2 separate regions of the Homo sapiens genome follow, and region 2 is linked to region 1. The links are chromatin loops, found by intact Hi-C in ENCODE. Cell type or tissue: OCI-LY7. All regions are shown on one strand. Links, peaks and the distances in the headings refer to the core of each region. The heading gives the core; the rest is flanking DNA. Region 1 has its middle 36 kb from the start of RNF6. Region 2 has its middle 27 kb from the start of GPR12.

Region 1 (15,849 bases), core at 3,160-11,159:
CTACTAAAAATACAAAAAAATTTAGCCAGGCATGGTGGCAGGCACCTGTAATCCCAGCTACTCAGGAGGCTGAGGTGGGAGAATCGCTTGAACCTGGGAGGCAGAGGTTGCAGTGAGACAAGATCACACCACTGCACTCCAGCCTGGGCAACAGAGAGAGACTCCACCTCAAAAAATAAAATTAAATAAAATCCCTTAATTGAGTAGCTAATATGCAACAGAAATTTGTTTCTCACAGTTCTGAAGGCTAAGAAGCCCATCAAGATCCCAGCAGTCAGTGTCTTGGGAGGGCTTACTTTCTTGTTCAGAGATGGTGCCTTCTCACTGTGTCCTCATGTGGTGAAACGGGAGAGGGGTCTCTCTGGGGCCTCTTTTATGAGGGCATTAGTCCCATTCATGAGGGCTCTATCCCCATGACCTAAACACCTCCCAAAGGCCCCACGTCCTAATACCATCATCTGGGGGATTAGCATTTCAACATGTGAATGTGGGCGGGGGTGGGGGAGGGCACCCAAAAACATTCAGACCATTTTCTTTTCTTCCCCCTTGGCGGACCAGGTGTCTGCCTGGTCCGTGTGTGTGTGTGTGTGTGTGTGTGTGTGTGTGTGTGTGTGTGTGTGTGTGGTGAGAAAGCTTAAGATCTATCCTCAGCAGATTTCAACTATATAATATTGTATTGTTAACTACAGTCATCAGATGTATATTAGATCTCCAGAATTTATTCATTTGCATAACCAAAACTTGGACCCCTTGACCAATATCTCCCCATTTTCCCCTCCCCTGAGCACCTGGCAGCCAGCATTCTACTGTCTGCTTCTATGAGTTTTGACTATTTTAGATCCCACATATAAGTGAGATCATGCAGTGTTTGTTTTTCTGTGTCTGACTTATTTCACTTAGTATAATGTCCTCCAGATTCATCCATGTTGTCGCAAAGGACAAGCTTACCTTCTTTGTTAAGACTAAATAATATTTCATTGTATATATTGTTAAGCAGAAATGCTGTGCACTGGTGTTAATTCCTAGGAGAAGAACACTGTGCACCAGTTATCAATCCCAGAGGAGGACTCTAAACACCTTGCCAGTTTCTGCTAAAGTTCCTAGTCTGGCAGGAGGTTTTGCACAAACCCAGCTGCCAGAGTTCTGTAAGGGTTCTTGACTCTGGCAGGGGCTCAGAGCAGATCTAGCTGCCATAGCAGTCATACCTGTACAATTTGCATTCTTAGATCTAGTCGACGAGACAGACACTCGCATAACAAGTCAGGCAAAGAAAATGTATTACCCACAGATAGACAGCAAGAATCAACAGAAGCCTAGAATCCATGGCAAGCCAGTCTCCCAAGGATCAGGAGAGCTGCATGGAGTGAATGGAGTCTCATCTGCCTGTACCTCACTTCACACTGTAGCTGAGAGACCCCAAAAGCACTCCACTCTGGGTTCTGTATCCCAGGGGCATTTGGGATCACTGAGTACAAGCATTGCAGGACCTCCTGTTCTGGGAGGGACAAGGACAAAGCCCAGGCTATTCTGAACAGTTCCTTCTTATCTCACGGCTCTGCATTCTCAGCACATTCTATTCTTATGAGAACTGTAAGTGGGAAGGAGAAGTGCTATGTCTGCCAAGACCATTCAGGGTCCTGTCCTCCTGCAATGCATTCCCCCAAACCAGGTACCCCCTTAGCAAGGCCAGTCCACCTCACACACCCAGCGACCTCCTTGGATCCAGAGGCAGAGGTTTGTCTCTTAAGATAGATGTATAGATGTAGCACGTTGACTGACACGATCTCAGGGCAACATCATTGAACTTTCACCAGAATACACTTCACTAGGCCCAGGAGGACGACTACCACAAGCAGGACATCCAGGCTGGCCTGAAGCAGAGTCTAGTCCAGGATCCCAGCAGTCAAGGCAAGAAGTTGCTAAAGAATCAAAGAAGGATCCTCAGGTGGCTCTGCTGTCTGCAGCCAGCGACCCTGCTTCTGGGCCTCTTCCGCTTGTGTCCCTATAAGCCTGAGGTGTTTATCCAGGTACAGCAGGAGCCATTGGCAGTAACCCAAATGACACCCTGTTCTACCCCCAGATAATCAAGGGCTATATCCAGTTATCCATCGCCATCTTGGCTAGTGAGCCCAGTGACCCTGTTGGCCCCAAATAGCTCCAGCTGTAGTGTGAGCTATCTCTACCACAATCAAAGACAGTCATGTACTATTCTTTTTTCCAGAGCATGTACACCTATGCTGGGTATGAGGACATGGTCAGCAGAGTGGAACCAGCTGTCTGTTTGTCTTCCTACTAGGGTGTCTCAAGCAACCCTGCAACATGTCAAGAGTGTGGGGCCTTTCCAGTTTAGAGGGTCACCTTTCACAAACAGTTGAAAACCCAAAATTCCAAAACAGCAGGCCCCATTTGAGGGTGACAGGTACTCTGCAGCCCAGGAGACCCCTCAAAGGAACATATAACCCAGGGAACCACATGTCACTCTGGTCAGAGAGCAGTTGATATAAAAGTCTCTGATCCCATTGTACACAGCCTGTGACTGGTTTAGCCATGAGTTAAGTAGCAGGATAAATTTGCAGAATCTGTGGACCTTGCCATACCATTGCTGATGTTTAAAGTCTGTCTCTGACTTTATGTCCGTATTCCAGACAACCCACATTTAAGGTGTCTTTCCCTGATTAGAACCATTGATGGCTATTGGGACGTCCATCAGATTGGCAATAGGCCACACATGGACTATTGGCATTTGGGAGGAAATGCTCCAAATATCTGGGTGGCAGATCCTGCAAAGCGTCCAGTCACCACCTGCTGCCACTGCTGTGCCAATATTCACCAATGTGTTGTCAGTCCAGGGCCCACTGGGTATTCTAAAGGAACCCGAAGGGGAGAGGCTAGTTTCCCCAACCCTTGCCTGCTTCCTGCACTTCCTGTAGTCGGAGATGTTCTTGTCTATCACTTGGGGTGCTGGCTGTCCAGGTATTGTAACCCAGTCTGTTTGTCCAGTCCTGAGGTTACTACCTCTGCAGCTCCTGCTGCCCTGCTTCTTAACCTAGACCTTCCTCCATCAGCCTTCCAGTCTAGGAAGGGGGGTCACATCCTGTACTTGACAAGGCACCGGACTAGATCCAGGTACTCCTTGGTTCCATTCCCCGCCCCTGTGCACCCAGGAAAAGCAGCACCAGGGAAAGCATGGCTTCCAGATTAGAGTCGGGGGCTCTGCCTGGGGTACTACAATGGCCTGAACTGCAGAGCACCTCCAGGATGTGCACTCTAAAGGAAGAAAGGAAAAAGAATGGTTGGGAACACCAAGATTGGGATGCCATAGGCAGGCAGAGGCCGATCAGGCGTCTGTCTTGTCCTTGAAGAATCTAGTCACTCAGTTGGCATTCTCCTGACCAAATGCCTAGGCTGTTGGCAACAGCCTGTGAAACCGTGAAAATGTAGCAAGAGGTGATGTCAGGGGTGGCCTGCACAGCCATAACCACTGCAGGTAGTGTAACCCATTGGGTGGAAATGTCCACGTCCAGTCTCAGTCAAAAGATGGTCAACCCAGTGGACTCTGCCTGCATTCAGTTTCAGAGCTGTCAGTAAACCAAGCTATACCATTGGTAGGTATGTCTCTGTATCTTGGACCCCTGCCCACAGAAGGAGGGGAGGTCAAGACCAAGGGGATTCCTCTTGGCATCAAGCAGTGGTTAGAGTGATGCAGATAAAATGCTCCAATGCTTTTCTATGCAACCATCTTCAGTTTTTGTGCTCCAGTGGGATGCTACAGGTTCTTAATTATACTCTGGAGCACTCTCAGAACTATTTTCCTTGGTAGATAAATTGCCGTTTTTGCAGGACAAGAGCTGGTGCCTCCTCATCCACCATCTTGCTGAAGTCATTTCTCTTCAATTCTCAATCACATCTTTTGAGTTGTTTTTATTTCTTGACCCAGGATCTAATCAAGGATCAAACAGCTAGCCTTCTTTAATCTGGAACAAATAGTTCCTCCATATTTCTAAAAAAATCTTCATGACATTGACCTTTTTTAAGGCTTATTTTATAAAACTCTTCTGATAATTTAATTGAAAACACGTATCTCCAGAAGTTTTCAAAAATGCTTTAAGCAGGTGTGGAGAGAGGACACACAAAATACTTTAATGATTAACAAATTATCACACTTACAATAAAACATTATTACATAAAGCAAATAGCATGGATTGAAATGTGGTGTTTCACGATCATTCTCATGTCTATTTTTATTCTTATTTCTAGACATTTTTGAAGAGTTCAGACCCATCGATTTAAAGAATGTCCCTTATTTAGGTTTGTCTCTTTGCTTCCTCAAATTAAATTTGGCAAAAATGTTACATAGGACAGAATGCCCTCCTCAATGAATCACATCAGGGGTTATAAAATATCAGTGTGTCATTTTATTGATGATAAATTGATCATCTAATTAAAATAGTGTTTTCCAAATTTCTTCATTGTAAATGGTATTTTTCCATTTGTAATTAACAAAGAATCTGTGGCTGGGCATGCGGGCTTATGCCTGTAATCCCAGCACTTTGGGAGACAGAGGTGGGCCGATTGCTTCAGCCCAGGAGTTCAAGACCAGCCTGAGCAACAGAGAGAAACCACATTGCTACAAAAAATTAGCTGGGCATGGTGGCACACACCTGTAGTCCCAGCTACTCAGGAGGCTAAGGTAGGAGGATTGCTTGAGCCTGGGAGATCAAGGCCACAATGAGCCATGATCATGCCACTGCAGGCCAATTTGGGTAACAGAGTGAGACCCTGTCTCAAGAAAAAAAAGAAAATCTGTTATTTTCAGAAATTCTGATTACCATACACAACTTGGTATCCCACAGAACCTATTAACAGATTTGAAAAAAGAATTTCTTTGGTGACCTTGAGTAGCCAAATGGCTGGGAACATTGAGTTAGCATGCGGGCTTTGAGGTAAGAATTCTGGGAGATTTGTACCCTTTGGATACTGTGGCTGGATTTTATGCTGCTGCATAATTTTCTTTCCTGACATTTGTTTTTGAGCCAAGTACAGCCTTTCCCCCAGTTTAGCCTCTGCTGAAAGGCACTTTAAAATGTGTTTGAACACTGAACTATTCAAGTCAAAAAGACATGCTGTTCTATAGAAATCTGTTATATGCTTTTGCTCTAAAAGTATTTGAGGCTTAAAAATCAGCAAAACTACAATAGTATCATTCAGTTTGCTTTCAAATGGGAAAAACTTGTAAAACTTGACACACGAGAACAGATTCACTAATTGTTTTCCCTTTATAGAGTATTGACCATGACATTACAGAGAAATACAATAAATTGTGAAGGAAGCCTCACAATTTAGAAGCGCCAATGTGAGGAGCTCAAAATCAATGAGACATGTAAAGCAATTCTACTTTTTCTTCCTTCCTTTCTTTCCCCACTCTGCCTAGACACTTTGGGCATCTGTGTATATTTGCTGGTAGGTGTTTTATTTGTGAGATAGGATGGGGATCAGGACTCTAATTCACTTATGATCATTTGCCTCCCTGCGTATATCCATAGTAGATTGTGAGCAACTTGAAGGTAGGAGCAGCTTAAACAGATTCTGAAACATATTACTTTTTGCAGAAGTGAAACTGAGAAGGTAAAATGGAATGTTAGCCATGCAGTAAAAAATAGTTTTGGACTAATACAGAATAGCAACTGAATTATTTATATATACAATTCGCAGCTTAGCAAACAATTTCATGGTTAACTGCATTCTGTGCTATACTTTTCACTCATATTCTCACAGAAAGTATAGATTACTTTGCTTGAAAATTCATAAAAAATCTACAATATATTCCTCGAATTATTTATATATTTTTATATATATAAAATATAGGTTTTTTTATACTTATTTATATATGTAATATATACAATATTTATTTTTTTATAATTATTCATATATATACATACTGGTGGAGCTGCCCTCCACCAGCAGATAAATAAAATATATATATATATATATATATATATATTTTTTTTTTTTTTTTTTTTTTTTTTGAGACAGAGTCTCGCTCTGTTGCTCAGGCTGGAGTGCAGTGACACGATCTCGGCTCACTGCAAGCTCCGTCTCCTTAGGTTCACGCCATTCTCCTGCCTCAGCCTCCCGAGTAGCTGGGGCTACAGGTGCCCGCCACCCACCACGCCAGGCTAATGTTTTGTATTTTTAGCAGAGACGGGGTTCCACCCTGTTAGCCAGGATGGTCTCGATCTCCTGACCTCGTGATTCGCCCGTCTCGGCCTCCCAAAGTGCTGGGATTACGGGCGTGAGCCACCGCGCCCGGCCGCCTCAAATTATATTCTAATCAGTCTCCCTCAGTTTAGCCTCTGCATAAAGGCACTTTAAAAGTCTTCGAACACTGAACTCTCAAGTGAAAAAGACATGTTGTTGTATAAAAATCTGTTTTATGCTTTTTGCTCTAGAAGTCTCTAAGGCTTAAAAATCAGCAGGGCATATTCTGCTATCAAAACTACAACAGTATAATTTAGTTGTCTTCAAAGTAAAAAGATTTGTAAGACTTGACATATGAGAACAGATTATCTAATTGTTTCCCCTTTATTGAGTATTGGCCATGATGTTACAGAGACGAACATTCAGTTTTGAGTCACTTCTACTCGCAGATGTTTCAACGTTTCCTGGTCCATAATGACTGCACAATACGAGTATCTCTGCCTTTTAAAGCTGTTCTGGCTTAAAACAATGCCTCACCTTACATTTTCTATGAGTGAAAATAACGTAGATTGAATGCTAAGCATACACACTGTGCAGGCCACAAAGGATAAATCTGTGGACTCCTGCAGAAGGCAGGCGATCCAAAGCAAATGTCCTTAGCTGCCCTCCACCAGTAGAGGGCAGCCCTCTCCCTACAAACTGTCTACCTAGTGAGCTCCAAAGTGCGCTGCAGGAAATTATTTTAGAACTTGTAGGTATTGTTATCATTTTATTGATTGATTGATTGATTGACTATTAAGACAGGATTTCACTCAGCCACCCCAAGCTGTAGTGAAGTGGCACAAACACGGTTCATTGCAGCCTCAACTTCCCAGGATCAAGCCATTCTCCCACCTCAGCCTCCCAAGCAGCTGGGACAACAGGCGCACACCACCATGCCCGGCTAATTTTTTCAAATTATTTTTTGTACAGATGGGATCTCACTATGCTGCCCACGCTGGTCTCGAACTAATGGGCTCAAGCTATCTGACCGCCTCGGCCTCCAAAAGTGCTGGAGTTACAGGCATGAGCCATCATCCCCGACCAAGGTATTATTTTTATTTTAGCTTTTTAAAATTTCTATTTGGTGTGCTCTTTGTAATAATACATAAATATATATATGAGCATGCATTACATTTTTATAACTTATAAATAAATACATATACATATACATTTGAAGTGCATTTTTTTTAAAAAAAGTTGTTACTTGGCTGGGCACAGTGGCTCACGCCTGTAATCCCAGCACTTTGGGAGGCCGAGGTGGGCGGATCACGAGGTCAAGAGATCGAGACTATCCTGGCCAACATGGTGAAACCCCGTCTCTACTAAAAATACAAAAAATTAGCCTGGCGTGGTGGCAGGCGCCTGTTATCACAGCTACTTGGGAGGCTGAGGCAGGAGAATCGCTTGAACCCGGGAGGCGGAGGTTGCAGTGAGCCGAGATCGTGCCACTGCACTCCAGCCTGGGCAAAACGAGCGAAACCCTGTCTCAAAAAAAAGTTGTTACTTAAAGTAATGCATTGTCAACAGAAGTGTAGAGGCCATGATTCTAAACTTGTGTTCTCTACGCCTAACTACGAACCTTGTGCCTTTCCAAAACCAAAGGTCACACTTCTGGAAAGTTCCTTCCTCCCTCACATTCAATATCTATTTAGAGAACACACACTATGTCCTAGCTTCTGCTAGGTTCTGAAAATACAGTAAGAGGCAAAAGAGCCATAGCCCCTCCCACCCCGTGCCCTTATGAAACTTGCAGTCTACATAAACATAGATATGAAACAAACACAAAATGTATGTTTTAACCCTAAAATGCGATAGGGAAGCCAGTCAGACGATTTACTCGGGAGTAAGAATTCAGGTCATTCACCAAGGCGCCCATGTCAAAGCTTCATCACCCGCCTCGCGGCCCTAAAACGTGTCAGAGTCATGATACACACAACGCAGAGGAAAAGTTCAAAAACAGATCTTAAAAAGAGAAGTGAAAGCAAGCGATCAAAACATTTCTGGAAATCTGACACATCTGGAGTGCCGTGTGGAGACGCCAGGGCGCGTGGAGCTTTGAGCAGTTAAAAACCCAGACCGGGAGGCCAGTGCGTGTGTAAGACCGCGTTTCTCTGCAAGGCTGTCCCGCGGCAGGAACGCGCTCGTTGGGCCGCAGAGCAAGAGCGGGACGCGCCGGGGGGCGTCTGCGTGGCACGTGGGCCCCGCAGCCAGTCGCGCTACCGACTGGCAGTCAGCGGAGACGCTTCGGAGCAGGTCTGTTAGGGCGCGCGCACACACATGCACGTGCACGAGCGCACGTACACGCGCACACCGCCAGCGCGGACCCTGACGGGGCCGAGCCTCGGAATTGGGCCTCCTCGGCCGCCGTCGTCTTCTCAGCTCTCACAGGGCCCGCAGCGGCGCTATACCTTCGGCCACAGGTAGCGCGTTCCTTCGCTGTGCTGACCGTCGATCCCGGGGGCGCTAGAGCGCCGGCTCCGGGGAGGGCAGGGAAGCGTCAGGGACCTTTCTTCTTCTTTTTTTTTTTTTCTTTTTTTGAGACGGAGTCTCGTTCTGTCGCCCAGGCTGGAGTGTAGTGGCGCGATCTCGGCTCACTGCAATTTCCGCCTCCCAGGTTCACGCCATTCTCCTGCCTCAGCCTCCCGAGTAGCTGGGACTACAGGCGCCCGCCACCACGCCCGGCTAATTTTGTGTATTTTTAGTAGAGACGGGGTTTCACCGTGTTAGCCAGGATGGTCTCGATCTCCTGACTTCGTGATCCACCCACCTCGGCCTCCCAAAGTGCTGAGATTACAGGCATGAGCCACCGCGCCCGGCAAGCGTCAGGGACCTTTCTAGAGCCTTGCTTGGCCTGAGGTCCGGGACTGGGGCTGTCCCCGCTTCCTGTTTCTGCCATCAGTGGGGCCACAGGCCTGAAGACGGCTTGTACCGCCACCTTGGGCGCCTCTGCTCCTGGCTGCGACGTGGGGCGTCCTAGCCTTCGGACCGGGAACCTGATAGGAGACGAATAGAAAGGGGGAAAGCCCTGGAAAATTAAGCCGGCACAAGAAGGGGGAAACGTTTGGAGGTCAGGCAAGGCTGATGGCCTTGGGGATCGCGGAGCAGGAGGCTTACTGGGATGTCCAGTGTGAGAATGTCAGCCCGTGAGCTCTGGTGTGCAAGAAAAATGCCTCTTTTCTGGATTTCAGGTGAATTTCTGACTCCTCTGGGCTACATACGACCACCCTTCCCTGGCCCCCTCTGGTGAACTGGTTATAAAAGAAAAATTACCCTAGTTCTTCCTGCGGTCCCCTCCCCAGGGATTAGGCCAAGTTCTGGAAGCTTATTGGGTGACTTAGTGGGTATGTTAATGGTTAAGTAACGTACCCAAGGTCTTATTGCCAATCAGTGGCAAAGTCAGGATTCAAATGCAGATCTCTTGGACTCCAGAGGCTGGAGTTTATTAAATGTTTAGCCCCAGCTCTATTTGATTTTGGGGGTTTTTTAAGACAGTCTCTATCTGTTGCCCAGGATGGAGTGCAGTGGTGCAATCTTAGCTCACTGCAGCCTTGAACTGTTGGGCTTAAGCAGTCCTCCTGCCTCAGCCTCCCAACTAGCTGGGACTACAGGCGTGTGCCACCACACCTGGTTCCTAGCTCTATTTGAGACCACAGTGGCCTGAAGTGTAAAGCACACTGGACACTAGGTGTCAAAAAATAGAACTAGAAGTCAACAAGTGATCTAAAACAAGATTCTGTAGGTGTCTGGGCATCAGTTTCATCATCTGGGTGAAATGGACTTGAACCTGTTAATATCCAAGGTCCCTTCAGCCCTAATAGTCTAGGAATTCTAGAGAGTGTAACTGCTCATTTGCAGGCTGCCATCCAGACCATCACAACTGTCTTGTGGCTCATGGAGACTTTCAGATTGATGCAGTGGCTCCAAGGCGAAGTGACCTCAATTGCTGATGCAAAACTAGATTCTATAAGTGTAAACTGGTGGTTCACAAGGACAGGTGAGAAGTGCTGATGGTGGCAAGGGAGGCAATTATAACAATATCCCTCCCCTTCTACCCCATCCTCCACCCCACTTGTGACAGACATAGACAAGGACTTAATTGTGGCACAGAGGAAGGGCAACTGACTCTTGAGACCAGTGAATCTGTAGTCAAAACGCACTGATCACTGTTGAATAACTACTGGAATTATCAAGAGTCTGGCTGAATTTACATTTTACTTTCCAAAACAAATATAACCAAAAATTCCAGTCACTGCATAAGCCAGAAGCAGGTGACACACAGAAGTGAAGACTGAGGGGAGTTTAGGTGAAAGCTGCAGCTGTTCTCTCCCTTTTAGTGGGGGCTTTAGTTGGACAAGTCAAAAGAGCTTTTTTTTTTTTTTTTTTTTTTTTTTTTTTGAGATGAAGTCTCACTCTGTTGCCAGGCTGGAGTGGCATGATCTCGGCTCACTGCAACCTCTGCCTCTTCAGTTCAAGCACTTATCCTGCCTCAGCCTCCCAAGTAGCTGGGACTACAGGCACATGCCACCATGCCCGGTTAATTTTTGTATTTTTAGTAGAGATGAGGTTTCAACATGTTGGCCAGGATGGTCTCAATCTCTTGACCTCGTGATCTGCCCACCTTGGCCTCCCAAAGTGATGGGATTACAAGCATGAGCCACTGCGCCCGGCTCAGAACAGATTTCTGAAGAGGTTGTATGCAAACTGATTATTGTAGACTCAAAGGCTTACACTCCCATGAAGTAAGAGGGAGCTTTCTTAAATGTAAGATAGAATCAAAATATTCCTAGTAGCCAGGGATGGTGGCTAACGCCCGTAATCCCAGCACTTTGGGAGGCCGAGGCAGGTGGATCACCTGAGGTCAGGAGTTTGAGACCAGCCTGGCCAACATGGTGAAACTATGTCTCTACTAAAATACAAAAATTAGCTGGGTGTGGTGGCGGGCACCTGTAGTCCCAGCTACTGGGAAGGCTGAGGCAGGAGAATCGCTTGAACCCGGGAGGCGGAGGTTGCAGTGAGCCAAGGTCATGCCACTGCACTGCAGCCTGGGCGACAGAGCCAGACTCCATCTCAAAAAAAACGCTTCCTATTGTAATAGATCGTTGGATGAAAATATGCCACCTTGCCTCAATTACTCTAAATCAAATAACAGGCTTAGTGTGAGTTGGAATAAACCTATCAATGGCTACATTTTTTGTTTATGTATATCTGTGTTCATACGAAATTTCATATTTCATGCCAAGGAGGAAATGGAAAACTCCTAAAACTTTCAGAAGGGAAACTATTCTCATTTAAAGGCAGTTTGCCCCAATCTTAAGGAAACTCTGCCTGTTTTTGCTTCAGGCTTCCTTTTACAGAATCCAGAGGGGTAGAAAGTGATTTAGCTTCATCCTCAGCACATTGGATGATGAAACTTCAGACTGAGTTTGAGACAGGTAGCATTCATCCACTCTCATTTTTAAGCTCCTTGGAGATAGAGATTTCACAGTCTGCTTAATAAACCACTTCCATGTTTGTTTATTTATTTACACTCTCTGCTCAATTTTGCTGTAACCACTTCTGTGTTTAATAACCCTTACTGTTGGAATTGTTTTCCTGACTCTAATCCAATCACTACTCTGACAGTTTAGCATTTTGGATTCTTAGATCTGGAAAATATGGAAAATAGCCTTAAAGATCACTGTATTCATTTTCCACAAATTTGATGGATTAAAACACACAGATTAATTTTCTTACAGTTCTGTGCATTAGAAATCCAACACAGGTCTCACGGGGCTAAAATCAAGGTGTTGGCAGGACTGTGACCCTTAATGGAGGGTGCAGAGGTAAATCTTTTCCTTGCCCTTTCTACCCTTTAGAAACCGATCGAATGTGGTTTGTGGCCCTCTTCCTCCGTCTTCAAAGCCAGCAATGTTGCATCTCTGACCATTCTTCACATTTTCCTCTGACTCAACTCAGCAGGGAAAGGTTCTCTGAGGACACGTGAATAGATTGGGCCCGCCCTGATAATCCAGGATCATCTCCCTATTTTAAGATTTTTAATTTAATCACATCTACAAGATCTTTTTCCATATAAGGCAACATATTTATAGATTCTAGATATTAGGATGTAAACATCTTCAGAGGGTGAGGTGGGGGCATCGTTTTTCTACCTATCATAGTTATCTCTTCCAACTCACTTCTCAAAGCTGGAATCCCTCCTATGTGACTTCTGACAGATGCTTACCTAACTCAGTACTTCCACTGATGTGGAGGTTGCTGATTCATGAAGCTGCCAAGGAGAATGTTGGCCAACCCTAAATGTGAGGAAATTCTTCTGTTCAGTTACGATTCACATACATGGGTTCTTACCTTAAGCACAGGAGAAAACCTCACCTTGTATCCCCATAACACACCCAACACATGAAATTTTAAAAATATTTCAAGACAGCAAATGTTCTATTCATCAATTGAACATTTGAACACCTATGATATGTGGGTGCTATTCTAGGCTCCAGCAATAAAATGATTAATCAGCCAGACAAGGTTTACTACTGTTAATGTGACCTAATTCATCATTGTTTGCCACCTCTCTTCCTCAAAGGATGCAATGGCCAGTGGATTCATGGGTTCATCATCATCAGTATCAACATTGTGATCTTTTTGGTCATTTAGCATGAAACAAAAATCTATAAATCCAAAGGTGCTGAGTCATATGAAATGTCGGAATAGAGTGACCATCCATAAATTAGTTCTGAGAATACAGAATCATCATCCAGCTCCAGTGTTCAGTAGGCCAAGTCTCATTAAAGGATGCCATAAAATGAGAACATTAAACACTAATAAATAGGTGATATTCCATGGAACAGCCTTTCCATTTAGAAAAAAAGACATTTTAAGTTGGAGGGCAGGAGTGGTTTAATCGATTGTTCAATACACAATGTTGAGATAATTGGCCATCTGTTTAGAAGGAAAAAAATGGCTAAGGGACATTCTTATCTCCAACCATTCATAAAAGCTAATTCCAATGGATTAAATATATCTAAATGCATTCATTCATTCAACAAATAGTTATTAAGCCACTATCCTGTTCAAGTTGCTGTGGATAAAAAAATCACACAAAAATCTCCTTTCTTGTGGAGCCTACATTCTAGTGCAGAGTGGCGGTCAATTAATAAATAAGCAGTTAGCTTATTTATTTGATATGGTTTGGCTCTATGTCCCCAAATCTCATCTCAAATTGTAATCCCCACATGTCAAGGGAGGGGACCTGGTGGGAGGTGATTGGATCATGGGGGCAGTTTCCCTCATGCTGTTTTCATGATAGTGAATGAGTTCTCACAAGATCTGATGGTTTAAAAGTGCTTGGCAGTTCTCTCCTCACTCTCTTTCTCCCGCTGCCTTGTGAAGAAGGCGCTTGCTTCCCTGTCACTTTCCACCATGACTGTGAGTTTCCTGAGGCCTCCCCAGCCATGCAGAACTCAGTCAAATAAACCTCTTTATAAATCACTCAGTCTCAGGTAGTTATTTATAGAAGTGTAAAAATGGACTAATACAGTTGGTGATATGTGTTATGGAGGAATAAAAGCAGGGAAGAGAAGTAGGGAACAGGAGTTTACAATTTCGTACAGATTATTTAGGGAAAGCATTGCTATAAAGATGACATTTGAGTAAAGACTTAAATGAGGTGAAGAAGTTGGCCATGCAGTAATGGAGGGAGGATTTTCTAGGCAGAGGTAATGTGTAATAAAGGGCCCTATAATGGGAGCATGTTTTTTGAGAAATATTTAGCCTAAATGGCTGAAGTTAAGTGAGCAGAGGAACAATCATAGGAAACAAGATCAGAGAGATAGCCGGGGATGAGATCATGTAGAAGTTTGATAGTCATTTTAAGAATTTTGGCTTTTTCAAGTAAGATAGGAAGTTGCATTATATGATTTACATTTTAATGGAATCACTCTTATTTTTATATTGAAAATGGGCAAAGGCAGAAGCAGGGAGACCAGTTAGGAGGCCACCACAATAATCCAGTGGAAAGAGAACAATGGCTAGGAACAGAGTGGTAGTAGTGATGGTGGTTAGAAGTAGTTGTTTCTGAATATATTGAAGGCAAAGCCAATAGAATTTGCTCATGGATTGGTTGTGTAGGCAAAAGAAAAAGAGGAGTCAAGGATGATGTGGCTGGAGAGTCTACGATGGCCCCCAATTATCCCTGCCATCTGGTATTCATGCCCTTGTGTAATAGTCTTCCCTTGAGGGTAGGCTGGACTCAGTGGCCTGCTTCTAATTAGAAGAATATTACAAAGGTGGTGGGATATCACTTTCATGATTAGATTATGTGATATTTTTACATCTGTCATACTAGCAGACTCTATTGCCTTCTTAGTTTGCATGCTTTGATGAAACAGGCTGCCATTTTGGAAAGGCCCATGTGGCAAGGAACTTAGGGTGGCCACTGGCCAACAACCAGCTAGGAACAGAGGCCCTCAATCCAACAGCCCTCAAGGAGCTGAATCCTGCCAAAAACAGGTGAGCTCTGAAGTAGGTCTTTCTCAGTCGAGCCTTCAGATGAGACCCCAGCCTTGGCTGATATCTTGTTTTCAGCCTTGTGAGAGACCCTGAAACAGAGAACCTAGCTAAGACATGCTCAGACTCCTGACGCACAGAAACTGTAATATAATAAACGTGGTATATTGTAAGCTGCTAAGTTTGCAGTAATTTGTTACACAGCAATAGATAACTAATAAAAAGACATCTTTTTGGCCTGAGTGACTGGTATGGATTTACCATTTACTGAAATGGGGAAAACTGGGTTAGGGGAACCAGTTTGAGCTGTGGCGAGATCAAGAGATCAGGCAGACATACTAAGTTTGGGTGCCTATTATACACCCAAGATAAGATACCAGTAAGCAGTTGGATATACAAGTTTTACATTTGGGGGAGATGTCTATGGATATAACTTTGGGAGGAATCAGCTTATAAAAGGTTTCTAAAGCCATGAAAGTTAATGAAATAATTAAGGCAGTTAGTGTACAAGAACAGAGCCTGGAAAAATTCATCATTAAGAGGTTAAAAAAAAAATGAGGAGCCAGGAGATTGAGAAGAGGTCAGTAATACGGAAGGAAAGCCAGGAGACTGGTATCTTGGAAGCTATGGAAAGAGGATGAGGGAGTTAGCAACTGAAATCATGATGGTAGGTCAATTAAGATGAGGACTGATAATTAGCCAAAGGATTTAGAAACCTGGTAGACATTGGTGACTTTGATAAGAAAAACTTAAGTAGACTGGTGGGGTCTAAAGCCTGACTGGAATGTGTTCTAGCAAGACCTGGGGGAGAGAGAAGTTGGAAATATGGAATGTAGACAACTCTTCCAAGGAGTTTTGCAGTGAAGGAAAGTGGAGAGAGGGTAAGGTAGTTGGAAGGGTAAGTAAAATCAAGAGAGAGTTTTTAAAATACCCTTGCATACTGAAGGAATGATCCAGTACAAGAATAAAAACTGTTGATGCAGGAGACAGTAGATATTTGTCAAAGCAGTTTTGCTGGATGGTTGAAGAATGGTTGATTGAACAAATGGAAGGGTTGATCTTAATTTGAAGCACAGACAATATGTGAGAAAAGAGCATGCATGGGCA
Region 2 (15,849 bases), core at 3,367-11,366, 600 kb after region 1:
TGCAAACTAGAAAGCATTTCTTGTGAAGTCTTGTGAGATTGGTTGCTTGGGAACCATTTGATAATCCTCATTCACTGAACCAATGAATAAAGGAAGAGGAAGCTGCTCACTGTCTGGAATGTCTTTTTTAGTGTTCCTCCATCAAACGCTAGAGGCTCTATATTTTTTGTAAATCTCTCAGGTTGCGGAGGCTGCAGAGCTGCGTAAGACACAAAACTGTTTTAAGAAGCCTAAAATCCATCTAGACAACTTTTCTCTGTGCCTGAATGCTCCTGTGCAGGAAAGGGATTGCAGCTACAGGTCTGAGAGTAAAAACTAGTGTGTCAGTTATACCTGAAAGGGGGCTCATGCCTACAATTCCAGCACTTTGGGAGGCCAAGGCAGGTGGATCACTTGAGGTCAGGAGTTTGAGACCAGCCTGGCCAACATAGTGAAACCCAAACTCTACTGAAAATACAAAAATTAGCTGGGCGTGGTGGTACATACCTGTGGTTCCAGCAACTCAGGAGGCTGAGGCAGGAGAATCGCTTGAGTCTGGGAGACAGAGGCTGCAGTGAGTCAAGATCGTGCTACTGCAGCCTGGGCGACAGGGCGAGACTCTGTCTCAAAAAAAGAAGAATGGTAAGATCAGGGAAGAAAAGAGATAAGGCTCCCATGTCAGACCATTACCATGAAAAAAGGAAGGAAGATATATGAAGAAGGAAGAAAGATGTAATAACTGATTTGTAGTATGTAAGTGAGTTAAAGAAATTGGAAATACATACCCACAATCCATTATTTACAATTTCAATGTTCAAAACCTGAGAGGTTTTTTTTTTTCTTTCTTTCTCATTTGGTAGAAAAACCTGACCCAAAATCATGTGAGGTAAATTAAGGTCTTAATTCATTACACTATTCATACCCCTTGCTGCAGAAATGCTAATGAGTTTAATTATGGGGTACTAGTCTCAGACTGGCCCCAAAGGGAGTTATATAAAATATGAAGTTTGTATTATATTAGAAATCTGAAAATTTCTGAAATCAGGAACATATCTGGCCTCAAAGGTTTTGGATAAGGAATTGTGGATCTGCTTAGCATACCTAGGAGGCAGAGAAAAGAGCCTCCAAAAATGACAAGCACAGGAGGAAGCCTGGCTGCTTCCAGTAGACTGTTTTATCTGTGCGGTTCCCTCCTTGGGAAATGAAATAGCATCATGATAATTAGATACGCTTCTGCTCTTGTTTTCTGGATGAAAGGCTTCAAATGTATGTTTTTTTCCTATGGCACCGAGTTCTGAGCAAAGTGTTGGATGAAGTGAATAATCAAGGAAACTGAGCTGGCCTGGAGTTCTGAGTGTGGCCAGCACGGACAAGATGTGCCCCCCACTAGTCACAACACACATGTGTGTGCACACACACATGCACACAGTGCTGATGACTCAAGACCAGCAGAGTCTTTTCCCTGGGGTGGAGAGAGGAAGTGGAAGTGTGGAATTGGAGGGTGGCAGGGAGAAGCAAGACAGGGAAAATGAATCAGTCATTTGGTGGGATACAAAGAAATGAAGACCAATTTATAGAAGGTAAATGTGGAGTAAGACTGCATAAGTGTGTAAGTGTATGTGTGTGTGTGAGAGTGTGTGTGTGTTGGTTGCTTTTTATCCTCAGCCTGCAAGCACAAAGTCAGCATCCCAAGTAAAACTAGGGAGCTGTCCTATATACGCTTCACACACGGGGATTTTAAGACCAGCCCTTTTGCTGTCTACATCAGTCTCCAACAACAAAACGGATGCATCTGTTCTCTCAGAACCTTGGCTAAAGTCTCAAAGCTGAGTGACAAGAACTCTTTAGTCTAAAAGAAGGTTCTGGACTCATCCATGCAGAAGTTGTTAAAATATAGCTAGGTCAGCCCAATAACTTCTCCCTCAGGCTTGATGAGGAGACTAGAGTTTTACTCTGGAGAAGTCTTTGACGGGGATTTGTGGACACAGAGTGCGGTGGCAGTTCTGTTCTATGGCAGGGCAGGGAGGGTGCATCTCCCCACTGACCTTGAGCTGGGCAGAGGAGCCCCAGGAGAGCACTCCACAGACATGGAGCTGCTGTAAGTGCCTCATTTCACCGCCAGCTTGCTGAGCTGTAAGAACAACTCGCAGGCCTGGCCCATGCTGGAAAGGGTATGCTATGCATCCCTTCGAGTTTGGGGGCACACATGAGGAAAGCATCTGGTATCTGTCTCTCTCCTGCATCTTTCTGATGGGGGGTATGGCTGGAGCCAGTTATGGCAGAATGAAGAGAAGTCACTGTGGGACAGGCTGCTCTCACACATTTGGGGTCCCATGGAGGGAAATGAGGCTCACATCCTCTTGGAGGACCCCACCCAAGAGCACTGACTGCTAGGACAAGGGATTTTAGCCCAATGAGCTAAAGGTATATTGCTGAGGTGTAGGTGCTACAGGAGTGGCCAAAATGGAGAAGCCCAAGAATGTAGCTCACAAAAGAGCACCAAAAGAAAAATCAAGGAAGAAAGAATGCATTTGAAAGTCTACCAATGCAGAAGGCAATGGCAGACAAGGGGGAGTATAAACAGCACTGGCTAATCATGAAGGTCCTTTGTCACTATAACCTCCATACTCCTCCCTCCTCCCCCATCTCATCTCAACTTTGAAGGAGACAGAAGTTATAGGAAGGGGATGAAGGTGGATCAAAGAATGTTATAAGTCAAACCAAGCATACCCCTCATTTTCCTAACTCCTGTTCTCCTGAACTGTGGTTGGGTATGAAAAGGAAAGAGAAGAGGTTGCTGATTATTCCTGTTGTTGAGTAGTTGGCTATCAACCTAATTATCTTTCCTGATTGGGATACATTGTGCCTCCTAGATCCATGGATTCACATTGTTCATCCATTCTGGAAAATTATCTCTTTATATACTGCCTTTCCTCCATTCTTTCAATTCTTTCCTTCTGGAACTCTGATTAGATGTATCTTAGATGGTCTCATTCAATATTCCACATCTGTTATCATTTCTTTAATAGTTTCCACATCTTTAACTCTTGGCTATATTCTGGATAATTTCTTTGGTTGCAATTCCTAGTTCACAATTGTCTCTTCAACTGTATCTAATCTGCCATTTGACCCATTCACTGAGTTTTTATTTCAATTAAGATAATTTTGGTGTTGCTTCTAGAATTTAGATTTTTAAAACTCCATCTGATTATTTCTAATCATTTCTTGCTGTTTGATAACCTTTGTGGTTGCATTTCTAATTTCTTTTATCTCTAATATGTGGCTATTCTATATCTTCTATCTGATGATTCCAATGTCTACAGCATTTGGCTATCTAAATCTGTGGTCTGTTGTTTTTGCTAACTCTCTCAGTTACAGTACCTTTCTCTTGGATTGTAAGTGCACTGATCTTAATCTGTGTGAGTATTGTGGGTCTAAACTGCGGTTTCCAGAAGCTCTCCTGCAGAGTATTTGCTTTGACTTTTGCCAGAAGCCTGGGTGCAATCATCAGCTGAAGATTTGTTTAGCCCCTGTTGTGAATTTAGGCTCAGTTTGAGAGTCCCTGACTCCTCTTCTCAGCCCTTTTCTGACTTATCTCCCATACGACTGCTGCTATCAGTGATTGCTGAGAGGGAATCCTTCTCCTTCCTCCTAGCTTCCTGCCACCCTGGCCTGATCCCTTGCCCAGCAAGTGGGTGTTTGCAGAGCAGGGTCAGGGGCCAGGACTAAGAGTAGACAGAGCCTGGGAAACAGGGAGGTCCCTGGTGTAAGGGGGACACTGGTTACATTTTGGGAGTCAGGCTTGAAGAACCAGGAATGCCGAAAGTCAAAATGGCAAAGTTCATAGCCTAAATGGCCAAAGGTCAGGAGTTCAGGGCAGAGATCCCAGAGCATCTGATTTTCAGGCCCATGTTCTTTGCACTTCATGTGCATCCTGTGGTGGAGCTGGCCCTGTGACCATGACCATGAAGGTGCAGAACTGTGCAGATGCAGCTCCTGCCAGAGCAAATGTGCAGGAAGGCTGGGCGCATGATTACTGCCTCTCCAGGACCAGCCCTACACAACCTGCCTCACTCTGGGAGCCCCCAGTACACTGGCCTCACAGGTGTGTGCAATCCCATGAAATGTGCTGTGGAGCTAAGAAGAGCTTCTGTGCCATGTCAGATGGAGCTCCTCTGACACTCAGCAAAACTTGTGCTGGGAAAAGAGTCTCAGGTTGCCCCAGAAGGCTCCAAGGCCTTCAGTTCAATGGCAAGGTGTAGTCTCACCTGGAATTCATTTAATTAATTCCTTGGGGGGAAGCCAAGGATCCCCTCCAGTTTTGGGGTTCCCACAGCTGTTTGTTGAGTGAGGGTCCCACAGGAGCCCATACAAAGCCTGGGCTGAGCTGAGAGGTGACCTCGGTGGTCTTCAGTTGGCTGTGACTCAATCTTACTGTGGAACGTACATTTCCATAGAACTAGGGCAGAAGTCGTTGTCAGAGTCACATAGGTGCCTTGAGGAAGGAGCCAGGACTTGAGACCCTAGGGCTGATGGATTCTCTTTGCTACCTGAAGCACGTACACACCAAGTATGGGCAAGCTTGTCTATGGAATTAAATCTGAATGTTGATGATGAAAGTGAGAATAAAAGCATAATATGAATTTTATGTATTGCTAGGGATTTTTTTTCTCATAAGAAGGAAAACATGAGCATATTCGTAAATATAGTTTTCTTACATCAGGACAGATGGATATGACCATTTGAATAAGATTGGAACCTTAGCTCTTAAAGCAGGGGATCGGCTTTCTGTCTTTAACAAACTCAGATATGCAGAGGCCAGAAAAGTAGGATCATTGTAGTTAAAAACACGAGTCAGCCACTGAAAAGCATCTCTCTAAGCAGTTGGATTTCAGCTGATTTGGTAAATATTAATATAGCCCTGTGTTTCATTTACTCTTGGATGCATAAAGCATCAAGTCTTCTTTTTCTTATGAATACTCTAAATTAATTTCCTGAAGACAATTTTAGAAGCCTTGTTTTAAAACGTTTAGGGAAAAATGTCTACCAAGGTGATTATTCTGCAGAAAGCCATATTCCTTTTGATGTGTATCAAGGCATGTTTAACTTGACTCGGTAAGTAAGCATTGAGCACTCTGGACATGAGAAATACAACAGTGAGCACAATGAAAAGGCCTCCATCCCTGAAAGCTCATCACCTCGTAGGGGAGGTGACAAAAAGTAAATCAACAAACACAACAATTGTGATTGCAGTAAGTTTTGTGAAGGCAATTTTTGTTAGACAAGAAATTCTGTTAGAACAGGAGTTTGATAAAGATTCATGTCTCCTCTGTGGGTGCCACATGCCCACTGTCTGTCCCGGTCAGGAGGGGTGATCTGGTGGCAGGACAGGCTGGTAAGTGCAGTAGAGCCAGGAAGCTGCAATTGAGGAGCTGTGCACTGGAACTGAGGAAGCAAGACAGGAAAAGGAAGCCCACTCCACCCCTAGTCATGGACCTGCCTCTAGTCACGTTACCGTGGAAGTTCCCAGAACACTCTGTGCTTCTCTCCACTTAGCTCCTAGACTTTCCGCTGGCTACTGTACTCTTAGGTTCCAGGACCAAGAAAAGCCTTAGGTTGTCCCACGTGGTACCTTTTATTATTAAGATACAGGAGAGGAAAAAGGAAATGGCAACCCCTATGCAGTGGCCTTGAGTTGGCAGTAGCCTGGTGGTGCTGCAGCTCAGGGGTGTGCAGGCAACGCGGTCACAGCCCCCAAGCAGGAGGTCCCCACTGCATCTGGCTCAGGCTCTATCTCCAGTGTGATTCAGCTACACCACTGCTGCTGCAACCTGACACACCCAATCACTACAGCATTCCTTGTGCCCTGTCCCTTGGTCAACCTCAGTCTCCCTACATCTTATGTTCTCACTCTGATATTTTCTGCCTGCCTGGGCTGCTCCTCGTTTTGTATAGATGATTTGTAACGGACAGAACTTTGCAGCAACTGTTCAACCCTCTGGGTCAGGTGCCCATGGCCGGTGCTACCACCTGCAGTGCCTGTGAAAGGGGAAGTTCCCTTGTTCCCCTCGCAGGGCGTGCGATGGGGGAGTGGCTTGCTTCTTCAGTGCCCCGCTGCTCAAATCTCTAGGGGAGCCTACAGGCGGGCAGGCTGTGGGGCGCCGACCCTACAGCAGTGTCTAGATGAATGTTTACAGCTCCTGAAGCCCCGTGGGCATGTGCTACAGGGTGCTTTCTTAGTTTGCTGTCTATAGGCGCTTATGTTAGCTCCATTAGACCCTCTACCTTGTCGCAAGGACAGAGAGCTTTCTGTATCCCGGGTTCTTGCCTTGGAGTACCAGAAGAATCGGATCACACCTGGGCTTGGAGAATGAGTGCAAGGTTTTGTTGAGTCGAGGTAGCTCTCAGCATATGAGGGAAGTCAGAAGGGGATGGAGCAGGAAGATTTTTCCCTGGAGTCAGGCCACTCAGCGGCTCAGCAGCCTGGGCTCTCCTCAGACTGCCTCAGCCAAACTCTGCATCGTTCTGCTTCTGCCTCAGCCAAACTCTGCATCATTCGGCTTCTACCGGTGGCCTGCCGGCATGCAGGCACTGGAGATCCAGCTGTCTGTGTGTCTGCCTACTAGGGTATCCGGGTTTTTATAGGCACAGGATGGGGGCATGGCATTTGGGCAGGAAATGCCTGTCCTCCCCGACGTCGGTGGGGGTGGAGCCCTAGCCAGGGACCACGCCCTCCTCTACCCAGCACTTCCCTTCCCCGTATCGTTTAAAGGGACCAGCTGTTCCCTTCCCAGCACTTCCCTATCACCTGCAGGCAAATTGGAGAAGAGATTCCCCTCCAGAGCAGATGATTCTAAAAGGGCTTGTCTTTGGGTGGACTAATTCAAAAAGGAGCCCTTTCCCCAGGCTGTGGCACCCCCAGCAAGTACATGCTTTTCGGCAGCTGAACACTGCCTGGATTTCAGACCTCAACTGCCCTCTAGGCCAAGTGTCTTCTTCAAAGCACAACCTGCACATGTAGTAGCCCTGCAGGTGTGAATTCTCGATCCCAGCAGCTTACTCACGGAGGTGGGGTCAGGTGGTACAAACATGCCCTCTGGGTAGGAAGCCATTCAGAAGAAAGCTGGGGCTGGAGTGGACACCCGAGCCTTCCCAGACTGGTCTGTGGGCACTGTCACTACAGGAATTGCCGGACCAATGGAAAAAGGTATTCTTTCATCTTCTCCTGGTGGCATGGACAACCAGGCCTTTGGGTTCTAGAACTGTGGGCTCCCTTGCCCTAGAAGTCATAGGGAGTTGGTCCAAGTAGCAGAGATTTCCACTTTTAAATAGTCAGTGAAGGGCAAGACAAAAAGCCCATGTCTCAGTGAACTGCTGACCAGCAGCCCCTGCTACAGAAAAGAGACTGCATTCACATTTCCAGGTAGCTTGTGTGGGGTTGTTTTAAACAGATAAGAGAATGCCCTCTTTTGGTGGCAATTGTAACATTTTATAGCAACTGAAAAGCTAGAATCTTTGATAGGTGTGATTTACAAGCAATCTATTTTTTGTGGTCAAAAAAAGTTCAAATAAATGTTTCCAGGTGTCAGCGCCTGGTGGTGTGGCTTTGACTTTTAGACAAGAACAGATGGCTGGTATTTTGGGTTATGCAGATCCAAATTCATTTTGGAATCAGGGAGAAGACACAGTTCATACTAAATCTTCTCTGCATGAAAATAGCCTGAAAGCAGAGGAAAAATTCTCTGACATCACTTCCCAATTATTCCTGACTGGGTAAGCACCGGAGTGACCCAAGGAATAGGGGAGGGCTGGGGAGTCACACTGTCAAATAAAGTCTGGCTCCAAGTTGTCACTTGCTCCCAAGGATGAGTAGCCACTTGGAGCCAAATCTGGTTTGGTTTGGAATAAAAAGAAATGGAGCACTTCCTGCTCTGTGTGTTGGGAGTCACACAGCAATTCGTGCCTGTTCCAGCTGCTCCTCCACCACCAGCTCCTGAGTCCAAGTCACTTCGTGTCTTCCCTGAACCACTCCCATAACTGCCTCTGGGGGCCTGCATTCACGAGGTGCCCTCCAGAACATTCTCCACTCTGCATCCAGGGACAGCTTGTGAAGGCAAACATGCTAATTTCACCAGCCCTGTGCTCCTTCCTATTCAAACCCCCTTCTGTGGCTGCCATTGCTCTGTGGCTGCCATTGCTCTGAGAACCCCATTCTAGATACTGGAATCCAGAATGGGGTTCATAGGACACACTAGCTGCATTTTGCTCCACACTCCATCTTGCTCTCGGAACTCTATCCTACTACCTTCTTTCTCCAAAAACACCCAAATCCCTCCCATCTTGAGCATTTGCATGCACCTTCCTTCCCCTGGACTGCCTTCCCCTTCCATCTAATGCACACCCATCCTTAGACCTCCTGTCAGCCCCGACTCCCCAGGGCAGTTTTTCCAGAATCTTCTGATGGGTCAGATCATGTATTTATTTGACATGATTAAATAGATACAGCAATATAGCTCTTTTCAGTATAGATCTTTGTCATGCAGGTGTCACAGTTGTGAGCTTACATTTGTGATATGAATTTTACCAATGCCCTTCCCCACAGTCTGTAGATACCATGTGGGCAGGGTCCTCTGTGAGCATTCGCTCCTTAATTATTTTGCTCACTGCCATATCTTCAATACCGCATGCTGTGGCCAGCATAAGTAGATCTTCCCGTACTGTTGCCACATGAGTGAATCAATGACTATAGAACCATCAAGCATTTGTCAACAGATGGCCCATGAGGACTGCCAAGGAACTTGAGGCAGTCTGAAAACTCTAGGATCCAAACAGTCTGAAAGCATCAAGGCTATGTGATCTCAAAGGGCCTGTTAGGTCATAAAATGGTCTAATTGTATGATAATGAGGGAGGATTTTTAGGCAAATGATGGATGGAAAGGAACAGACTGGAAATGAGCTAATAGAAAGAAAGAAAACAGAAAACATGGCTAAAAGACTTTTTTTCCTTCCCATGCTTTTATGGTGATTTCACCTTATTCATTGCTTCTCACATAGTGACTTCTGCTCACTCCTTTCTGCCTTACTCAGGGGCTGTGTTTTATTTCCCTGTATATGCTGAATGTTCTGAATCATGTGCAGCAAACAGTAGGTACTCAACAAATGCCTGCTGAATAGAAAGATCAATATATCACTTAAACAGATATGAACACAATGACATTATTCTCCAATGTTAAATCAGATTTTATAGTAATAACTGATTGTGGTCATTGGATTATTTTACTGTGGTTTCATTAACTGTTTGGGAATCTGTGTACTGTATTAACCTCCTGACCTGTTTCATGTAACTCAATGGGTGACTTGAAAGGGTTTGTGATAACAGGGCTGGGAAGGTTTCATGCCCTCAATCTGACTATCTCCTTTTGGGCAGGTAGCATGGTTTGCACACCCCTGGGCAGTTGATCTCTTGCACCACCTCTCCTGTCTGCTCCTCCTGGCTCTAGTCACTAGTCCTTCCCTCATCTCTGCTCCTGTCCTGTGTTTGGTAACAGATGCAGCAACCACTGTAGGATAGAAACACATAGCTTTGGAAGCTACCAGCTCTGTTTCTGTAAAAATGTATTTATTTAACCTAAGAGTTTACTCAACTCAGTTTGACCCATTTTGTTCAGAAATATGTCTGTCACTACTTTCTGGATGGTTCTTAAAAAGAGTTTCAGCTAATGCAACCAACTTGTTACCCTGAGACCGAAAGCAGGGGGTCTGAAATTACAAACACTTAGAGTGGATATTTGGTTGGATTTGGGCAGTTGCCAGGGATCGTCTGCTAATTTTCCCTTCCCTAAAGAAGCTGTATCTCCAGGCCTTTGCTCACGCTATTCCTTCTGCTTAGAACACCCTCTCTCTGGCCCTCCTTGCCTCACTAAATTCAGCTCATCCTTGAGTTCTCAGCTTAGACTGCACTTCCCTCTGGAAACCTCCTTGGGCCCTGACACCCTGGGCAAGGGACTGCTCCTCAGAGCTCCCGGCACCTGGTGGGTTCCCTGGAACAGCTTCTAACACACCATATTTACTTATTTCTATTTCCCATTACACCTAAAGCTGAGTGAGCCTGTATCTTAGCTCTTGCCAATTTCCAAGGACCTAAAATAATGCCTGGCACGTAGTAGAGACTTAAATATTTGTTTGCTGCTAGATGAACAGATCCAGGAGTCCTCTCATTTCACTGTGCCTGGGAATAAGTCTCCCTGAGACACAGGGGGACTGACGGAGCTGGGCTTTTCCTTGGGGACCAGAGGTTTAGGACTAACTTGGGACTGAGGGCCGGCCTGGAGCTCTCCCTGCATGTGCACAGTGAGATAGGTTACAAGTGAGCTTTTTTTTTTTTTTTAAATCATTTTCTTTGTTTGTTTGAAATGGAGTCTCACTCTGTTACCCAGGCTGGAGTGCAGTGGCGCAATATCAGCTCACTGCAACCTCTGCCTCCTGCATTCAAGCGATTCTCCTGCCTTAGCTGCCTGAGTAGCTGGAATTACAGGCACCCGCCACCACACCTGGCTAATTTTTGTATTTTTAGTAGAAATGGGGTTTCAGCCTGTTGATCAGGCTGGTCTTGAACTTCTGACCTCAGGTGATCCACCAGCCTTGGCCTCCCAATGTGCTGGGATTACAGACGTTTATCATTTCATTAGATTACAGCCTGTTTATCATTTCATTAGAAACCTCTTTTATAACAATTTTATTTTATTTTGTTATATACCTTAATGACTAAGTGCTTATTCTCATTGATCATAATAAAAATAACAAAAAAGTTTGTGATGAAAAGACAGAAACCATTTAGCTATAAAATATCATATCAATTTGTCTCATATAGCCATATATTAAGAGCATTTTTTGGCCAGGTGCAGTGGCTCACGCCTGTAATCCCAGCACTTTGGGAGGCTGAGGCGGGTGGATCACAAGGTCAGGAATTAGAGACCAGCCTGGCCAATATGGTGAAACCCCTTCTCTACTAAAAATACAAAACTTAGCTGGGTGTGGTGGCATACACCTGTAGTCCCAGCTACTTGGGAGGCTGAGGCAGGAGAATCACTTGAACCTGGGAGGCGGAGGTTGCAGTGAGCCGAGATCTTGCCACTGCACTCCAGGCTGGGCAACAGAGTGACACTCTGTCTCAAAAAAAAAAAGAAGTTAGCATTTTTTATTAAAGGTGACTAGATTCTTTTGAGAAGAAGAATCTCTCTCACAGTTGCCATTTAATTATCTTTCTAGATATAATTTGTACAAAAGTGTGTGGGCGTTTTTTTAAAAAAAGAAAAACGCATTCTATGCACCTTTAATGTTGAAGGAAAACTTATTAACAGTATTACATCATCTTTTTGGTTCATCACAGTCTGCTAATACTTTACAATTCAAATAAATGGCCTGGAGGCTAGATAAGACCATTTTCATAATTTTAAAGGGAAATAAATTTCTGTTCTTCTTATTGTATTTCTAATCAGGCACTCACCTTTCAGAGGATGCCATATCCCAGATTAATTCAGCAAATGGCACTTCTATGTGGAATAATGCATGACTGTGTGCCTTTTGGTTTTCAGGACACAGCGTGTAGAGGGCTTATAACAAAATTCTCACCCTTTTAATATCAAGGGATGGTGAGGGCATGCATTTTTTTCCAGGCAAATTCCATATTGTATATCATTTGTAAAAACATTGACTAACTGCCTCTTTTAAAAATCAGGGAGTGCATTGCACTCAGGCACACAGAAAAGAGGTAGCATCACTTCAGTGAGCAGAACTATCTTATCCGTAAGATTTCCTCCAGCAAGGTAATTCTATTTATTTTACCCCTGAGGAGGGTTGGGATGGTTTTTAATGTAGCAGGTAGAGCTTCGAGGGAAGACAGATTCAAAACTTGCTCCACCAGCCTTGACAGTATCATGAAATACAGGAATGGTGTTTGCACTAACAGAAAGGAGCCTTTGTGTCTTCTTAGTTGCATTTACATTTCAGGTGCGCTGCTGTGTTTGGGCTGCAAGTAATTAACCTCATCGCTCATCAGAGGACATGGACTGAGCACCGGCCTCTGTGTGCGAGGACTGGCAAGGTGCAGAGTTACTGAGATCTGGAAACCCCATCTCCCCTCTCCAGGAAATTACATGCACAGGAATAATACAAAGAAACAAAGGAGGGACTGGAGAACACAAAGCAGCAATGTGGGGAAGGGAGGAGGCAGTGCCCACAGGAAGCCAGGGTGAGGTCCACTCCCTGCTCTCCAGCAGGCCCTCAGTGCCTCTCAGTTCTGATATGCTTTGGCTGTGTCCCCAACCAAATCTCATCGTGAATTGGAGCCCTCATAATTCCCAACTGTTGTGGGAGGGACCAGATGGAGATCATTGAATTATGGGGGTGGTTTTGCCCATACCGGTCTTGTGGTAGTGAATAAGTCTCATGAGATCTGATGGTTTTATAAATGAGAATTTCCCCACACAAGCTCTCTTGCCTGATGCCATGCTTCTTCTTTGCCTTCCACCATAATTGTGAGGCCTCCCCGGCCATGTGGAACTGTGAGTCCATTAAACCTCTTTTTCTTTATAAATTACCCAGTCTCGGGTATGTCTTTATTAGCAGCATGAGAACAGACTAATACAAGCTCCATCCCCAAGCCTGGCCTTCCACGTGCCACCCCTTCCCATTGGAAGAGCTCCCTCATTCTCTGCTGACAAACTCCCACCTGTCTGAAGGTGGCAACAATGGCATCTCCTTCTGAAGAAGCTGGCAACAATGGCATCTCCTTCTGAAGAAGCTGGCAACAATGGCATCTCCTCAGACAGCCCTTCTGGACGACTGCCCCCTCTGCTACCCTGGGTCCCCCTTAGTCTCTCCTGGTATATACCTACCTAACAGAGTTGTTGTCAGACTGAGCAAGCCTAGATGCAGGGAACTCAGGGCAGTGCAGCTACGGTGGATGCCGCCTTCCCTGGAATATCACTCCCACCCTTCAATTCATTCCGCCATTGTTTTCAGTGGTGTCTCCTGCCTCTTATCCTTTCTCACGGAATTCGCTGTGTTGGGATGCCCTCCACTAACCTGGCTGACTTCTTTATCCTTCAAGACCTTTGAGATGCACCTTAAATGCCAGTCCTCTGCGGAAGCTGACCTCAGAGCTCCAGTCTGCATTCCTCCCTGCATGCTGCGTGTACCTCTGTAACAGCACTTAGTTCCCCTTCTCCTGGTGAACTCCAGTATTGCCCATCTTTGCAACCGAAGACCTACCACAGAATAGGCATCTCTGCCTTTTTTTTTTTTTTTTTTTTTTTTTGAGATGGAGTCTTCACTCTGTCGCCCAGGCTGGAGTGCATTGGCGCGATATCGGCTCACTGCAAGCTCCGCCTCCCGGGTTCACGCCATTCTCCTGCTTCAGCCTCCCGAGTAGCTGGGGCTACAGGCATCTGTCACCATGCCTGGCTAATTTTTGTATTTTTAGTAGAGACAGGGTTTCACCGTGTTAGCCAGGATGGTCTCAATCTCCTGACCTTGTGATCCGCCCACCTCGGCCTCCCAAAGTACTGGGATTATAGGCGTGAGCCGAATAGGCATCTCATAATTATTTTTGTATAAATGACATTGATGGGGTTCAGGACACCTTACTCCAAAATATGGTATGATGGCATTGAGGAAACAGCAGAAGCAGGAGGGTTGCTCTTAGACCTTCTCCTGTCCTTCTCCCCTAAAGCAGGCCATAAAAGAATTCTCTGACCTTTCTCTCATCCAAGAGGTGGACCTCCCAATACACAGAGAAAAAGAACATCCTTACTTCTGAAGACACAGGGATACAGAAAAGACTCTGAACAAACAAGCCTTCCAAAATTCCCCCAGCGTATTGCCTTTATTCAAGGTCACACCCCTTTATTCAATCACACTTCTCCATGATTGTCCACTCTTCATCAAACCTATGCATAAAAATACACAGGTTTCCCTGTGTCTTTGGGTCTCCATTTCCTTATGAAGACTCCCATGTCACATAAAACGTATATTAAATGAATCCGAATGTTTTTTCTCTTGTTAATCTTTCTCTTTTTTCAATAGATGCCTCAGCCATGAACCTTGCAATGGGTGAAGAAAAGATATTACATTTTCTCCCCCCACAACATCATCTAGACTAGTCTAATCGCTTTCAAATAAGAAAATGAAGTACAGTTGTCCCTTGGAGTATCCATAGGGGATTGGTTCCAGGACCCCTTACAGATAACAAGATCCAAGGATGCTCAAGTCCCTGAGATAAAATGGCATGTTATTTGCATATGACCTTCACACATCCTCCATATACTTTCAATCAGCTCGAGATCACTTATAATACCTAATGCAATGTAAATGTCATGTAAACAGGTGCTTACTGTTTTGTCTTTAATTTATATCTTTTATGTTGTATTGGTTTTGTTTTTTGTTTTTTGAGACAAAGTTTCACTCTCGTCACCCAGGCTGGAGTGCAATGACGATGATCTCGGCTCACTGCAATCTCCACCTCTCGGGTTCAAACGATTCTCCTGCGTCAGCCTCCCTAGTAGCTGGGATTACAGATGCATGCCACCAGGCCCGGCTAATTTTTGTATTTCAGTAGACAGGGTTTCACCATGTTGGCCAGGCTGGTCTCGAACTTCCAACCTCAGGTGATCCGCCCACCTTGGCCTCCCAAAGTTCTGGGATTACAGGTGTGAGCCACTACGCCTGGCCTGTATTGGTATTCTTTATTGTTGTTTTTTCTCACATACTTTCAATCTGTGGTTGGTTGAATCTGAAGATGTGGAGCCCATGGATACAGAAGGCCGACTGTGCAAGGAGGGGCGGTTTCTCAACCATGGTCACACAGCTGGTTTGTCACAAGGTTGAGATGAGAGTCGAAGCTCTTGAGGGCCATCCCCAGGCCTTCCTACCGGGTCAGGTGATAGTTATTTCCAGGCTGTCTTTAAGGTATTGCTGTTTAAAGGAAGACTGAATATAAAGAGATATAAACCATCTCTAATGAGGGTTCAAATAAATATTTATGATGTGGATATTAGCCCTAAAACTAGCCCTACAGATATGAAACAAAATGTCATTCAGGATTAGTAACTTGCATGTGTGTTTAAAAATGCAGAATGGACTGGGCACAGTGGCTCATGCCTGTAATCCCAGCACTTTGGGAGGCTGAGGCAGGCGGATCATGAGGTCAGGAGATAGAGGCCATCCTGGCCAACATGGTGGAACCCTGTCTCTACTAAAAACACAAAAATTATATGGGCATGGTGGTGCGTGCCTATAATCCCAGTTACTTGGGAGGCTGAGGCAGGAGAATTGCTTGAACCAGAGAGTCAGAGGTTGCAGTGAGCCGAGATTGCACCACTGCACTCCAGCCTGGTGACAGAGCAAGACTCTGTCTCACAAAAAAAAAAAAAAAAAAAAAAAATGCAGACTGTCCTCTTGGCCAAATGGTGAATTTGAGGAGTATGAGGGGTGTGTGTTCACTTATGCATTCTTCACTTGCCTACATTCACTGAATGCCTATGACATGCCAGGCATGTGTTATGTGTCTATAGTCTACCGGTAGAAGGTGGACATGGGGCAGATAAGTGAAGTATGCATGGGGGGGTGTTATGAGCTGTAAGCACAGAAGGGAGCACTTGGCACTTGGTGATTGTTTGTGAATAGATAAAATCAGGTGGATAATTGGAATGGCTTCCTGAAGGGCTTAGAGCCCCCTCAGAGATGGGGAGGACAGGTGCAAGCCGCTACCTGGTGAAGCGGGAGACAGGTGAGAAGTATGCCCTAGGCAAGGGCAGAACACACAGTGCCTGAAAAGTATTTTGGGGCTCAGGTTAGTGCTTGAAAATAGTG

The links. Peaks named below come from ENCODE experiments on the same cell type or tissue, not always from the same donor. Only the 100,000 strongest peaks of a DNase experiment are listed, where the experiment ranks them.
Region 2: it touches region 1 in a loop (2.7-fold over the local background); 2 of 110 quality-filtered maps call a loop at or near these places.

What each region holds. Positions count from the first base shown.
Region 1 is chr13:26,178,019-26,193,867 of GRCh38, forward strand. It overlaps a transcript of RNF6 not described here. Among named protein-coding and RNA genes, the nearest start is that of RNF6, 36 kb to the right of the region's middle. RefSeq lists enhancers at 8,127-8,296, 8,347-8,396. In OCI-LY7, for the core only: CTCF peaks have their summits at 6,878 (motif pointing right), 7,078, 8,685 and 8,890; DNase peaks (open chromatin) are centred at 6,873, 8,243 and 8,573; H3K4me3 peaks cover 1,586 bases; H3K27ac peaks cover 1,275 bases.
Region 2 is chr13:26,779,413-26,795,261 of GRCh38, forward strand. No RefSeq gene overlaps it. Among named protein-coding and RNA genes, the nearest start is that of GPR12, 27 kb to the left of the region's middle. RefSeq lists enhancers at 5,556-6,171, 5,954-6,003 and a silencer at 6,704-6,753. In OCI-LY7, for the core only: CTCF peaks have their summits at 7,436 (motif pointing left) and 7,636; DNase peaks (open chromatin) are centred at 6,049, 6,629 and 7,429; H3K4me3 peaks cover 2,071 bases; H3K27ac peaks cover 2,538 bases.